2 separate regions of the Homo sapiens genome follow, and region 2 is linked to region 1. A link is an interaction called in ENCODE POLR2A ChIA-PET data of the cell type or tissue named here. Cell type or tissue: MCF 10A. All regions are shown on one strand.

Region 1 (8,000 bases):
AAGGTGCAGATTCTGGTTCAGAAGGTCTGGAGATGCTGTGTTTCTAACAAGCTCCCAGGTGGAGCCCAGGCTGCTGGTGCATGGACCACAGATTAAGTATTGTAATCCTTTTCTTCCCAGCACCAGTTGTGGTGTACTTTTATTTTTTATTTATTTATTTTTTTGAGATGGAGTTTCCCTTTTGTTGCCCGGGCTGGAGTGCAATGGTGCGATCTCGGCTCACTGCAACCTCTGCCTCCTGGGTTCAAGCGATTCTTCTGCCTCAGCCTCTCGAGTAGCTGGGATTACAGGCATGCACCACCATGCCCAGCTGATTTATATATATATATATATATATATATATATATATATTTTAGATGGAGTCTTGCTCTGTCGCCAGGCTGGATTGCAGTGTTATGATCTCGGCTCACTGTAACCTCTGCCTCCTGGGTTCAAGCAATTCTCCTGCCTCAGACTCCTGAGTAGCTGGGACTACAGGCGCACACCACCATGCCCAGCTAATTTTTGTATTTTTAGTAGAGACAGGGTTTCACCATGTTGGCCAGGATGGTCTCGATCTCTTGACTTAGTGATCTGCCTGCCTTGGCTGCCCAAACTGCTGGGATTACAGGTGTGAGCCACCACGCCCGGCTGATTTTATATTTTTAGTAAAGACGGGGTTTCTCCATGTTGTCAGGCTGGTCTTGAACTCCTGACCTCAGGTGATCTACCCGCCTTGGCCTCCCAAAGTGCTGGGATTACAGGCGTGAGCCACCACGCCCGGCCGTACTTTTACCTTTTTTATGGGATTATTTGACTAACATCTGTGTCCTCCACTAGATTGCAATAAGCATCATGAAGGCAGGGACCATGTCTATTTTGCTCACTGTTGTATTTAGTACTCAGCGTAGGGCCTGGTACATAGTTGGTGTTCAAGACATATTTGTTGAATAAATAAATGAGAAAAATGACGTCATTATCTACAGATATGGTAAGAAGGCATTTGATACAAATGTGTTTTGGCGAAATTACCTAATAAATTAAGGATGGAAAGTTTTCCTTGAATATGATAAAGAATATCTACCTTAAATATTAAAATGTATTATAAAGTATAGTATGGCAATAGACATAGAGAAAAATATTTACAAATGAATAACGAGCTCACAATAGATTCAAATATATATATAGGGATTTAATAAAAGATAAAGATGGCTTCAAATCACCAAGGAAAAAGAGGAGTCACTCAATCAACATATTAGAACAACTGGCTGGCCATTTGGGGAAAAAGTGATCTAAGTCTCATGTCAAAATAAACTCCAGATTTGAAATTTAGAAACATAACAAAAAAGTGCTAGGGGAAACACAGGCAAAACTGTTCTTATAATCTTGAGGCAGGATGATTCTAAGTAGGACATAAAGGAGAGAAATAAAACAGAAAAATATGGATATGCAAAAATTAAAAAACCCTTGTTCTTCACAAACTGGGAAAACATTTGTAACATATGTGTCTGATAAAAGAATGATAACAAAGTGTTTCTACCAATTAAAGAAAAAGGCAAAAAACTCAATAGAAAAGTGGGCAATTTAGCCGGGCAAGGTGGCTCACACCTGTAATCCCAGCACTTTGGGAGGCTGAGGCGGGCGGATCACCAGGTCAAGAGATCAAGACCATCCTGGCTAACATGGTGAAACCCCGTCTCTACTAAAAATACAAAAAAAAAAAAAAAAAAAAAAATTAGCTGGGCGTGCTGGCATGAGCCTGAAGTCCCAGCTACTTGAGAGGCCAAGGCAGGAGAATTGCTTGAACCTGAAGGTGGAGGTTGCAGGGTTGCAGTGAACAGAGATCGAGCCACTGCACTCCAGCCTGGTGACAGAGCAAGACTCAGTCTCAAAGAAAAAAAAAAAAAAAAGAGAAGTGGGCAATTCACCAAAGGAAAAAGAAATAGGAATGGCTAATAAGCATATCGTTGGAGAAGGCTTTGTCCTCCTAAAAAGATATGTTGAAGTCCCAACCCCTAGTACTTCAGACTGTGATCTTATTTGGAAATAGGGCCTGTACACTTGGATTAATTTATATTCTAGTTAAACTGAGGTCATAGAGTGGTCTCTAATCCATTGTGACTGGGTGTCCTTATAGAGTGGGGACATTTGGACAGAGGCAGACAGGCACAGAGGGAAGACACGTGAAGAGGCACAGAGAGAAGACAGCCCTGCAAGCCAAGGGACAGCTGAGGCTACCTGCAGCCAGGAGAGAGGCGGGAGCAGATCCTTCCCTACCATCTTCAGAGGTGAGACCATCAATATCTGTTGTTTTAGGCCACGCAGCTTGTCACACTTTGTTAGAGCAGCCTGAGGAAACTAATGCATGTATGAAATCATATTCAGTTTCACTAAACATTTAAGAAATCAAAAAGAAAACAAATCACGGTTCTTCCTATCACACAGTTCAACTCGTTGGCTAGCAGGGCAAAACCTTTTGCAGGCGAGGATGAGAGGAAAAAGGACCGTTTACACGGTGGTGATGTAAATGGTACGACTAGCCTGTAGAGCAAGGTCATTTAGCAGTGAATATCATAAGCCACAAATACATGAAAACTCCTTGACCCAACAATTCATCTTGAAGGAGGGAGATAAGCAGACATGTTTGGAAAGATATGTGAACTAGGATGTATAGTACAGCATTTATAATATTCCACGTTTGGAAGCAACTAAACGTGTAAGAACAGGAAACAGATTAAATAACTAACAAAAGGACCGTGCAATGAAGTACCCCACAGACACAAAGAACCACACTGTAGGAGAATTTTTTTTGGTAAGAAAGAAGTATGTTACATTTGATTGAGTGAAAAAACTCAAGTAACAAAATAGTTTATGCATCATGATTTATTTTTAAAATAAGAAACAAATGTTATATATACATGCCTAGAAGAAAATCTGAAGAATCACAGCACAACTGTTAAGGGTCATCACATAGGAGTGATTGGATTAGAAATGACTATAATTTTCTTCTGAATGTTTACAGGGGTTTCTAAGTTTTCTTTAATAAATGTGTCTTCTTGCTCACAGCTGTAATCCCAGCACTTTGGGAGGCCGAGGTGGTCGGATCATTTGAGGTCAGGAGTTTGACACCAGCCTGGCCAACATGGTGAAACCCCGTCTCTATTAAAAATACAAAAATTAGTCCGGGCACGGTGGCTCACGCCTGTAATCCCACCACTTTGGGAGGCCGAGGCGGGCGGATCACGAGGTCAGGAGATGGAGACCATCCTGGCTAACACGGTGAAACCCATCTCTACTAAAAATACAAAAAAATTAGCTGGGTGTGGTGGCAGGCGCCTGTAGTCCCAGCTACTCGGGAGGCTGAGGCAGGAGAATGGCGTGAACCCGGGAGGCGGAGCTTGCAGTGAGCCGAGATCGCGCCACTGCACTCTAGCCTGGGCGACAGAGCGAGACTCGGTCTCAAAAAATAAAAAATAAAAAATAAAAAAAATTAGCTAGGTGTGGTGGCGCATGCCTGTAGTCCCAGCTACTTGGGAGGCTGAGCCAGGAGAATCGCTTGAACCCGGGAGGCAGAGGTTGCAGTGAGCCAAGATCGCGCCATTGCCCTCCAGCCTGGGTGACATAGGCTCCATCTCAAAAAAAAAAAAAAGTGTCTTCTTTAGTTATATAAAATTTCTCTTGTTAGAACATCCATCCTAATTAATGAGAAAAAGAATGAGGACTGATAGTTCATATAATACTAAAGCTCACTCAACAAAACTTTGAAATTATTATTATTTTTAGTTAACTATCAGGTGCTTTATCCACAGATACTTAAGGCCTTATCACTGCCCAGAGACATTAGCTGGACCAAAGGGCAGCATGGGCAAGCTGGGCTGCTCAGCAGGGAGCAGGCGCTGTGGATTTCCGTTTTCATCCCGTCAGCTTGCTCCCTCTGTAATCACAGCTCTGCCCAGATTGTCTTAATGACAACCCTGCCTCACCTGGTTTCCGGAATGGATGCATTCCTTCCCACTTTGATCACAGAATGCTATTCTCATTCTCCAGGGTGTGGGCCCAGCCTGGCTCAGTGCCTGCTTGCCAAGGACCTGCCCTGAGTCACTCTGTCTTTGGTGCCGACAATCTGATTGCTACAGCTGGATATTTTTTCTTTCCTCTCCTTCAACTTGAAGAAAACACCCTCCTACTCACTCCCGCTGCCCTGCCCTGCCCATGGGAATCACTCTAGAGTTTAACAATGTTGTCTGTCCTCTGTCTGTAACTTTGGGAAAACAGGTGAGCTGGGAAGCAGCAGGTGAGCTGGAGTACAGAGTACAAAAGGGCACACTGGGGCTTTGGCTTCTGTTCTGATGGATTGCCAGGGTGTACAAAGCAGTTCTCATGGAAAAGGCATCATGGCAATTTGTTTACTGTGGTTAGTCTTGAGGATCTGCTGTTAATTTAGCCATATATGTGTACACACACACACACACATGCATGCAAATGTGTTAAGAACTATAAAGTTCTCTACAATCGTTATTTAAATATCAGAGACGCTCTTGGTTGAGCTTTTGTTTTTTTTAGAGACAGTCTTGTTCTGTTGCCCAGGCTAGAGTGCAGTGGTGTGATCATAGCTCACGGTAACCTTGAACTCCTGGGCTCAAGAGATCCTCCTGCTTCAGCTTCCTGAGCAGCTGTGACTACTGGCATGGGCCACTATGCCTGCCCAATTAAAACAAATTTTCTTTTGTGTAGATGCGGTCTCAATATGTTGCCCAGGCTGCTTTCAAATTCCCGGCCTCAAATGATCCTTCCACTTCAGCCTTCCAAAGTACTGCTATTATAGGCGTGAGCCACTGCCCTTGGCCTCCAGCCAGCTTTATAGAACATAACTACTGTGAATAATGAAGGTAAACTGTACTTTGCCTCACCCAAGATGGTGGGACCTGTAAAGATTCAAAAGTGCCGGCTGGGCGCGGTGGCTCACGCCTGTAATCCCAGCACTTTGGGAGGCCGAGGCGGGCGGATCACGAGGTCAGGAGATCGAGACCATCCTGGCTAACACGGTGAAACTCTGTGTCTACTAAAAATACAAAAAATAGCCGGGCGTGGTGGTGAGCGCCTGTAGTCCCATCTACTCGGGAGGCAGAGGCAGGAGAATGGCGTGAACCTGGGAGGCGGAGCTTGCAGTGATCCGAGATAGCGCCACTGCACTCCAGCCTGGTTGACAGAGCGAGACTCCGTCTCAAAAAGAAAAAAAAAAAAGAAGATTCAAAAGTGCCTAAGAAGGTTTGAGTGGGCATCTAGGCTCCTGGGGAACATCTGTGTTCCGGTGTTCCACAGCCTGAACCTCCAGCACTCTGTGAGCTCAGAGTGGGGCCCTCTCTCCTCTGCACCCCAGACACCAGCATTAAGTTACTGCTGCTCCTCCCAGCAACCCAGAGGTACCTCTGGAACTTTGTGGCTCAAGCTTGATGTTAGTGGATGTGTTTGATTCTAGGGGCGGGGAGAAGTCTGCAGGAACTTCTTCGGCGGCAGTGTAGAGACTGCTGCTTAGGGCCAGCCTGGGTGGGAACAGATGGGGCTGCTCACCTCCCAGCTGAAGCAAAAAAAAAAAAAAAAAAAAGCAGGGAGGAGACTGCCCCCTATTAGAGGAGAGAAACAGAATTCACAGCTGGAGACACTATTTGGGGGTTGCAAAGAGAGACTATACATTGGATTTGAACCATGAGGTTGGAAGCTGATGGGACTGGGAACAAGTTGGGCTGGAGCAGATGAAACAGGGAGATGTGAACAAAAGAACACCAAGGAGGGGAGCACCAGAGAGGAGCAAAACACATGTCACCCTGCCCATATCCCTCCAGTGGGGGACACAGATGCCAAATAGATAAGCAAAGTGTATCATTATAAATTGGGGGACGTATTATTCAGAAAAGGTAGAGGGCTGTGAAAGAGAATAACAGAGGGGCTTTAACTGAGATGGGGATGGGGGAAGCCAGGAGAGGCCCCAGAACCAAGCTTTGAATTGTGAAAGGATGTGAACCAGGCTGCAGGGGCGCCCAAAGCACATTAGGAGCAGAATGGCCCACCTGGGGTCACCAAGATGGACAGGGCTGGGTGCCTTCCAGGACTGAAAAAACCGTCTGCCTGAGGGGCAGAGAGGCCAGTGGGGTCGGGAGATGAGACCGGGAACAGAGGCAGGGCCAGACCATACCGGCCTGCAGGCTGCGTGAAGGAGCTTGGAGTTTATTCTAAATGCAACTGTGCTCTGGGTGCCTGTCCTCACGGTGTGACTTTTAGGACCACCAAATATATTTGATGGCATTGTTCTATGTTAGAGCAAACTTGCAGATTTTATAAACATTTGAAGGGAGATACACTGCCACGTTTGCAAAGTTGTTTTGAAGGTGGAAGTGGGTGAAACTGTGTTCCTCTTTCTACTTTTAAAATATTTTGCCTTATTTTCTTAACGACTGCATTACTTTGATAAATGTGAACATTATGGGAAAAAGAGCCCCCTGTGCTGATGGCTGAAGTCCCTGGGTCCCATGGGGTAGATTCTGGGCTAATGCTTTATGTTCATGAAGTTTTATAAAAATTGTGATTTTGATTGGGATTGCACTGAATTTATGGATAATATAATTTAAGAAAAAGAGGCTGGGGGCAGTGGCTCATGCCTGTAATCCCAGCACTTTGGGAGGCCGAGGTGGGGAGATCACTTGAGGTCAGATGTTTGAGCCCAGCCTGGCCAAGATGGTGAAACCCCATCTCTGCTAAAAACGCAAAAATTAGCCAGGCGAGGTGGTATGCACGTGTAATCTCAGCTACTTGAGAGGCTGAGGCATGAGAATCACTTGAACCCAGGAGGCAGAGGTTGCAGTGAGCTGAGATTGCGCCACTGCACTCCAGCCTGGACAACAGAGTGAGACTTTGTCTCAAAAAGAACATTTTTTTTAAGAAAAAGTGTTATCTTTATGATAAAAATTAGCCAAACATGGTGGCATGTGCATGTAGTCCCAGCTACCTGGCCGTCAGGGGTTGGTGCTGAGGTGGGAGGATTGCTTGAACCTGGGAGTTCAAGGCTGAAGTGAGCTATCATAGTACCTTTTATCAAGGTCACTCAGCCCTGACCCAGGTGATTTAGCTTGTGAGGTCACCCATCACTGACCCCCTAGTCCTGCCAGCTGAGGGCCCCACACCCAGAGCTGGGGACAGTTTCTATTTGCCTTCTGCCTAGTTTGACAGGATCAGCTTCCTGGGTTTTTTTTTTTTTTTTTTTTTTGAGGCCGAGTTTTGCTCTTTGTTGCCCAGGCTGTAGTGCAGTGGCACGATCTTGGCTCACTGCAACCCTGCCTCCTGGGTTCAAGTGATTTTCCTGCCTCAGCCTCCCCAGTAGCTGGGATTACAGGCACCCACCACCATGCTGGGATACTTTTTTGTATTTTCAGTAGAGACGGGGTTTTGCCATATTGGTCAGGCTGGTCTCGAACTCCTGACCTCAGGTGATCCACCCGCCTCAGCCTCCCAAAGTGCTGGGATTACAGGTGTGAACACCGCCCCTGGCCCATGGGTACTTCTTTCTGCAGAAAAGCCACCTGTTAACAGAGGGCAGAGCCTGAGTTCAGAGGAATGAGCTTTAATGGGGGTATTCATAGCAGCACCAAGTGTGGGATGGGTGGGGTGGGAGTGTGAAGGGAGGGAAGCGTAATCATTTGGGGTTGATAGTCTTCCTGGAGGGAGGAAAACAACGTGAAATGTAGGAGTGGGGGAATCATTTTAATAAGGTAAAGGTAGATTATGGGCTAATGGTTTGTGTTCGTGATTCTCGTGGCGCCCAGTGTCCCTTGCATGAGGCCCCTGGTCATCTGCCCTGCACCTAGGGAGACAGGTGTGGTACAGAGGCCTCAGCATCTCACTCTCCATAATTCTGTCTCTCTTCTTCACCTCAGGAGGTGTGCAGCTAGGACACGTTGTGCCTCCTCTTCTCATCTGAATTTTCAATGGGGCAAAGGGCAGTTGGAGAAGATTCCCTCCAGGGATGC
Region 2 (8,000 bases), 240 kb after region 1:
AAGTGGGTATCACCCTACCCAAGCAGGGCCTGAATAGAATTAAAAGGTGGAGGAAGGGCAAATTTCTTCTGATTGAGCTGAGACATCCACCTTCTCCTGGTCTTGGACATCAGCATTCCTGGTTCTTGGGTCCTCAGACATGAACGGGGGCTTACACCATTGGCCCTCACTTCTTGAATCTTTGAACTGAGACTGGGACTTACAACCTTGGCTCCCCTCGTTCTCAGCCCTTAAGGCTTGGACTGGAACTACATCACTGGCTTAGCTGGGATGGCAGATTTGGGACTTCTTAGCTTCAGTAATGGTGTGAGCCAAGCCCTCCTAATAAATCTCTTTCTCTGTATCTTCATAGCCCCTATTGTTCTTGTTTCTCTGGAGAACTTTGAGTCATATACTCAGTCTGCCCTTTTGGGGGTGCTATGCAGAGTTGAATCTCCAAAGGTCTGACACAAGGAGTGGAATCACGAGCACCATGGCAGGGCCTTCCCACTTCTTTTTATCTTGAGTTTCTACTGGCCACCAGCAGGAATGCAGAAAGGAAAAGTGTAGTAAATCCTCATTTAACATCATTGATGGGTTCTTGGAAATTGCAATGTATAACAAAACCAGTTTTACCATAGGCTAATTGACATAAACAAGAGTTAAGTTCTTACGGCATATTTCTGGTTACAAAAACATCACCAAACTTCTGAATAAAGACTAAAACACTTCTAGTATTAAACATTGAAATAAATGTGAGCTATACTGACATTTAAGAAAGATGAATAAAAACAAGTAAGATTATTATTTACCCACTTATTCCAGTTCAGCGGAAGGGGTGGCTGGAACCTACCCTGGCAGCTCAGAGCACCAGGCAGGAACCAGCCCTGGACAGGGCACCGGCCCACCGTAGGGCGCTCATACACACACCCGCACTCACTCACTGGGGCCCTGTAGACACAACAAGGAACCTGACATGCACATCTCTGGGATGTGGGAAGGAACTGGAGAGCCTGGAGAAAGCCCACACGGACACAGGGAGAATATGCAGACTCCACTCAGACAGTGGCTCCAGCCAGGAATTGATTTTTTTTTCTCATCAACATTACAACAAAACGATAGTGAACAAAACATTATTTGAGGACCCACTGTGAACCAACAGATTTTAAGATATAGCCAAGATCACACAAAGAAAATCCCCTAAACATATGTCATTTCTTTACACATCACGTTTTCCGAATTCCGATGAGAACAAGCGTTTATTCCCCCACAGGTAGATGAGCGATGTTGAGAGCAGAAGTGATTGCTCTGAGAAACTGTTGGAAAACCAAGAGTCTTAAAGTCAGTAATTTATTTGACGATTGATGCTTCAGGGGACAGGAGCCGTTTGTTGGGCTTCACGCTCACTTTAGAACCTTTCGTTGGCCAGGCGCGGTGGCTCACACCTGTCAGCACTTTGGGAGGCCGAGGCAGGTGGATCACGAGGTCAAAAGATCAAGAACATCCTGGCCAACATGGTGAAACCCCGTCTCTACTAAAAATACAAAAATTAGCTGGGTGTGGTGGTGGGCACCTGTAGTCCCAGCTACTCGGGAGGCTGAGGCAGGAGAATCCCTTGAATCCAGGAGGCACAGGTTGTAGTGAGCTGAGATGGTGCCACTGCACTCTAGTCTGGTGACAGAGCAAGAGTCCGTCTCAAGAAAAAAAAAAAGAAAAGAAAAAGAAAAAAAGAACCTTTTGTTGCTTCCTTTCCCTGGGCTGTATCGTCTCTCTCCTTGCCACCCCACTTGGCCTTGCTCTCCTATCACATTTTCCCTTCCCTCTTGTCCTCTCTCTCTTCCTATTTCTCACTTTCTCTCTCTGTTTACCAGCAATAGGAGAAAGTAAGCATCATAAGATTTTTTATTTAATGTTAACGTCATTGATTTTAAGAGATCTTTATGTTGTCGTTTTTTCTTGTTTTAATTAAAAACCTAAATCTAGTTGACCTTATTCAGATGTAATTCACTTAACTTTTTTCCCACTGTGTGTGCTTGTATTTTAAATTAACAACAATCCTTTGACTTCTGTGCTGATCTGAAAGGTGTTTTATCCTGCCATTTTATTTCTTACTGTTAGATAACTGGACCTCTAGTGTGTGTGTGTGTGTGTGTGTGTGTGTGTGTGTGTGTGTTTTCTTGCAAGCATTTTTATAAACTTGACAATGTATGTTTGCAAATATAGTAGTAAGTAACTCAGCATAATCCAGTTCTTGCCCATGACACAGCCTTCACCTATGCTCTGAAACTGCACCTCAGATCTGAGAAAAATGTGCCCGCCTGGTCCTTGACTTAGATATCACTAAAGATCTGGCCATCAGCCTCTTCCTGATGCCAGACACAAGTCAGGTGAGTAACCTGCTTCTCCAGTTGGGCAGGACTTTGGGATTCCCCTGGATGAGACTCCTGGGTAGGATAGATCCCCTGATATTACTGTTGGATCACACCGAATGAGATAACCAAATTTTCCTTCTCATGGTGCCACTTACAAAGGGCTTCTGAATAATTATCTGTTTGATCCTTACACCAACCCTAGGAGGTGAAGCTACTAATGTTATCCCCAATTTAAAGATGTGAAAACTGAGACTCACGGAAACTAGGTGACTTGTCTAGGGTCACACAGCCAGGAAACGTCAAGGTGAGAATTTGAACCCTGGCCTTCTGAACTTGAGATCCAGGGCCTGGCACAGAGTGGGCCCAGCAGACATTTCTTCTTCCCATCACACCTGCCATGAGCTAAAGAAAAGTCATCACTTCTGTCTTGTAGGACCGGCTCTTCAGGGAAGGACATCCCCACAACCAGGACCCCTGGCAAAGAGGAATTAAAGACCCAGTTGTGTTGTGATGTTCATTATTCAGATCTCGGAGCGCTCACGGATCTCTTGGATGTCCCCTGCCAGCTCAACTGATGAGACTGCTACTTTATGTACCACTGCTTGAAAAAGAAGGGAATCTCCTATTTCTCACACAGGATAACAGTTGAGAGTCATTGCCACAATAAAACAGACATGTTAGCGGTCAGGTTCATATAAGGACTAAGCGGCCCCATGAATCACATAGGACTGGCTAATCCTAGGACACTCCTCTCTGTGGTTTGCTAGGTAGCAGAGAGGGGAAGCTAAATAGTAGTTTCTAATAACAACTGGGAAGGCTTTTTCTTTTTAAATAAAAATGGAATTGGCATAATTGGGAATGAAGATAAAGCTTGGAACCAAGTTAGAGAAGGCAAAGTGTACGTAGAAGAGCTGTTACAAATATAAAACTTGGCTGCGTTCTTTGTGAAGGCTCAAACTTGGGAAGGTTAAATACCATAAATTTTTTCATTTGTTCTGTATTTTGATCCTGAAAAGAAAGCTGGCTTTGCCCATGTATTACTTTAAAAACTTGGGGGAAAGGAGAAGAAAGGGACAAGTTTTTAAAAACTGTTTGAAAACATTACAGCTGAAAGAAGCTACATAGGAGCTGGGTAGAGAACCTAGTGACTAAGAGAATGAGGAATGCCGAGTACGCATCCTGTGGGCGGGGCTCTACCCTTGCCGCTTTCAGGTACGGGAATCTTGACACCAAACATGTTCTCACATGCATGGTGGTGTGAATGATTTGAAGGAATTTGTAGTTAGTATAAGGAAGAACCTGGAACATGTTTAATGATTTACCCCAGGAGATCATAATAAACAATGTAAAATTTGGGAGACATCTCTGAGTTCCCTGGCTCTTGCAGAATTCAGCTGGGCAGTCAGAACCAGTACTGTGCCCTCGGGTATGTCTCTGGAAGTCCCAGGAAGATAAGAGATATCTAGACATGAGACTTGGTTGAGGCAACCCTACTCACCAGCTATGCTCCCAATCAAAATGCCCTCCTTCTAATTCTATTAGAATTATTCCCACACTTACTGCATTCTCATATTCTCAGAAGCACGCACACACACACACACAAACAACCTTCCATGCTTCCAAGTTTAAATGACTCCTGTTAACTCCTAGTTGCCTTTAAGGGCTCAGCCAAAACCTCACCTTTTCAGGGGCCCCCTTGATTCCTCAAACATGGTCAGGGCCACCCATGGACTCTGATACTGCCCTATAGACCTCTCAGTGGCACTCATAGCACTTCCTTTGTCCCCATCTCAGCGTGTTTTGTCTGATCCCACAATGCAGGTATGGATGCCCGTCCACCCCAATATACCTCTCACTGGATTCTCTTGGCCTTGCAGGCATCTTGGGGTGGTCAGTGGAAGGATCCCCAGAAGGATGTGGAGGCTGTGTGCCTCCTAGGTGGAAGTGGGAATCAAGCTGGGCATTGGAACCATGGGGATTGGGCTTAGAGAAGAAAGTCGCTGATTTTGTGAGCTCAACCACACAGCACCATCTTCCCAGCAGTGATAAGGCCTCTGATGGAGAGCTGCTAAGGTGCTGTGAAGTCCAGACACTAAGCCTGTGAACTTGGGTCCCTCAATGGGGGCTTGCCATAGTCAAGCATAGAAGGAGGGGCTCCTCCACAGAGGCCAGCCCCTGTGGGAGCCACCCAGTCTGAGGAATAGGGCTCTATCTCATTTTCCTGGATGACATCACCCAGGAATAGCAGGGATCAATGGATGAACATCAACAGCCTGGGCTTCTCAAGCCAGATTTAATTTTTCAAGCCAGATTTAAAAGGTCTTTTCTTTCATCTAAATTTATAACTATTATGCCCATAGCACAAGTATAATTACATAAGGACTTCCAAAATTGTTAGTTTTCATGTCTACCTTCCTCTGTTAGAAGTGTATATACCTAGCACAAAGTCCAGAAGGTGCTTGATTCTCAATCAATATTCATTCAATGAATGAGTGAACTAATCCTTGAAACTCCTTAAATCTTCCAATAATCCCAAGCCCTTTTGTTGGAACCTTTGACCAAAACAAAGTCATAAAACCACCACTACCCCACATGTCTTTGGGAACTAGTCTATGTTAGCCCTGCAAGTCTGAAAGCTTAGCTTTGTTTTGTTTTGTTTTTATTTTTAAATTTTTTTTTTCCTACAGCGTCACTCTCAGGATATGACAGCATCACTTTTGAAAAACAGGTTGTTGTTTTTTTTTTTAAAAAGGTAAGAAGACAACAAGGAGTCGGCCTCACACACTATGGATTAGATTTCTTAATCAAGTGTTCACCTTCCACCTCTCGTGGTCCTACCATATCACCCTTTTCTCTTGTGTTTTTCCAGATTTAACTGCCTGATCAAATAGTTTTACAAGAATAAACTCAGGAAACAGGTTGAGAAATGAGCAGCTGAGACTGGAGTGTTCACTTTGCAAAGAACATACTACGAAAAGATCTGCACTCTAGGAGGTCTCAGCTGATGAGGAAGATGCTAGCACAGTGTCCTATGGTCAGAAAAGATGACCTGGCAAGAGGGGGAGTGGAGGAGAGGCAGGAAAGGGGATCCCTTCATGCTGAAATCAATGCAATGATGTCTGATATATACAGAAAAACAGGTCTTGTATAAATATGTCATTATAAGTGACAAGATAATAACATTTTCTAGTGTATGGATTCTATTTCTTTATGTCATTCTGGTCAACCAAAAACAATCCTATTTGGCAGATTTCTGGCATTTTGCCTCTTCCCCTAATGACAGATCTAAACACATATATAAAAATAGGTGGCCACAAAGAAATAACTTCTGGCTTTAAATGTCATTTGGCTAGAAATGTCTCAGGCAGCCTCTCCCAACTTTCCTGTGATATCTTTGAAAACAAAGAGAAAGACAAGAACTCAAAACAAGCACCAGAAACTTGACCCAATCAAAGTCTTACCCAGATTCTTGGAAGCATTGTTCTTAATTACAAGGCAAGAAACATAGGATTGATACAAACCCATCCAAATTATGCCTCATGTAATAGAAGTCAGTGGGAAGCCAGCTGCCCCTATTTTCTTAGAGACACAGAGATTCACGGTCTGTACCAACCAGAACACTAAGCGGGCACCCATGTGCCATGGAAGTCCTGCTTTTTGAGGATGCCAGTACTACATCTATTTGGAGATAGCACCTCCCAGGAAATAACTGGCCAGGAAGTGTGTGTATACGTGGGGGAGGGGTAGGAAGAAGGAGAACCAGCAATTTGTACTGTATCTTGGGAGGTGTAACTTTAACTTTACAAGCTAAACACTACAGGCAAGGGTGGAGACAGGAAGATTCCTAATAGCAGGACACTCTATCAATTGCAGTTTTGCAGGTGACTCTGTGGGTCACAAGAATAGAGAACCAGATGGGGAATGTGCTACCTCAGTAGAATGAAAATGTTATTTGGTGCATGTCTGCTAGAAACTGAAAATTGGTCTGGACTCATGCATGTCAACTTGTACTTCAGGTCTGAAAAGGGGATGCATATGTATAAAATTCAACAGAATGTACAAATAATTAAGATTAATAAGTGACCTGAGCAAGGATGCAGAATACAAGGTCAATTAATTTCTATGTACTAGCAATAAATAATTTTAAATGAAGTAAAAATACTATATACAACATAAAATCATCAAATATTAAAGAATAAATACAATAGAATATGTTTAAGATCTCTACATTGAAAACTATAAAACACTGAAGGGAAAATGTTTAAAAGACCAAAATAAATGGAGGAATATACCATGTTTGTGGATCAAAGCATACAATATTGTTAAGACGTCAATCCTCACTAAATTCTATTGTAATCCCAATCCAAATCCCAAATATTCTTCTACAATATGGCTTTGCCACTGCCCCATCAATAGAAGTTTACTTTTTCTCTCTTTGAATCTAGATAGGCTTATATGCTTCATGGCTTCCTCGGCAGGTGATAAATGGCAATTCAGCTTCAACCTGGATTACAGGAATAGCCATTGTTTTAGACTTCAACTGTCACGTAAGCAGTTCAGCTGAACTGAGGCACCATGACGTGAGGAAGCCCAAAGTCAGCCTATCTGGAGGGATCACATGGAGAGGTCCCAAGACTACACAAAAAGAAGATGATATGAATGCCTGGCCAGCCCCTAGCTGCTCTAGTTCCTTGCTGTTCCAGCTCCAGCCATCATCCAACTGCAACTGCATGAGAGACCCCAGAAGCATAGAGCTAAGCCCTTCCCAAATTCCTTCCCACAGAAACCCTGAGAGATAATAAATGACTGTTGTTGTTTTCAATCACTGTTTTGAAATTGGTTGTTAGGCAGCAAGAGAAGCCAGAACAGGGACCTTGGAATACACAGAATTTCTTAATCAGGATACAAAAAGAGCTAACCACAAGCTTTAAAAAATGATACATTGGATTTCATTAAAATTAAGAACTTCAGTTTATCAGAAGATACTACTTATCAGAAGAGAGTGAGAAGGTAAGTGACAAAATGGGAGAAGTTTTCACAAACCATATCTGACAAAAGGACTTGTATACAGTATGTAAAAGAATGCCAAAAAGTAAGAAGAAAAAGACAACAAACAACCCAATAAAGATGTTCACAAAACCCTTAAACAGTCACTTTATAAAAGAGAGTGTCTAAATAGCTAATAAGCATATATCAAGTTTTCAATATTATTATTCATCAGGAAATAGGAATTGAAACCACAATGAGAAACCACCATACACTCATCAGAATGGCTAAAATCAAAACTAACAAGAGTAAGCATTGGCAGTGATGTGGAGAAATTGGAACCTTTATATATTGCGGATGGTAGTATAAAACAGTGTGACCGATTTGGAAAATTGTTTGGCAATATCCATTAAGCTAAATATAGTTCTACCTTATGACCCAGATATTTCACTGCTAGGTATATACCCACTAGAAAAGAGTTCATATGTTCACCAAAAGGTATATACAACAATGTTCACAGCGCCTTAATTAATAACATCCCCAAGCTGGAAATAATGAAAATGTTCATAAACAGAAGAATGGGCAATAAATTATGGTATATTTACACAACAGAATACTCAACAATAAAAACAACAAACTACTGATACCACAAAAGCATGGATA

What was found. Peaks named below come from ENCODE experiments on the same cell type or tissue, not always from the same donor. Only the 100,000 strongest peaks of a DNase experiment are listed, where the experiment ranks them.
Region 2: POLR2A ChIA-PET joins it to region 1 with 17 read pairs; 7 of 35 experiments call an interaction of 5 or more read pairs at or near these places.

Annotation. Positions count from the first base shown.
Region 1 is chr2:70,325,124-70,333,123 of GRCh38, forward strand. No RefSeq gene overlaps it. Among named protein-coding and RNA genes, the nearest start is that of FAM136A, 27 kb to the left of the region's middle. RefSeq lists a silencer at 4,694-4,988. In MCF 10A, no CTCF peak of the experiment used is centred here; DNase peaks (open chromatin) are centred at 4,018 and 4,828.
Region 2 is chr2:70,566,696-70,574,695 of GRCh38, forward strand. It overlaps LOC124907824 (a long non-coding RNA gene), which reads left to right. Exons shown (of 2, transcript XR_007086906.1): 2 at 2,785-3,711. Among named protein-coding and RNA genes, the nearest start is that of TGFA, 17 kb to the left of the region's middle. RefSeq lists an enhancer at 2,256-3,455. In MCF 10A, no CTCF peak of the experiment used is centred here; DNase peaks (open chromatin) are centred at 3,066 and 3,566.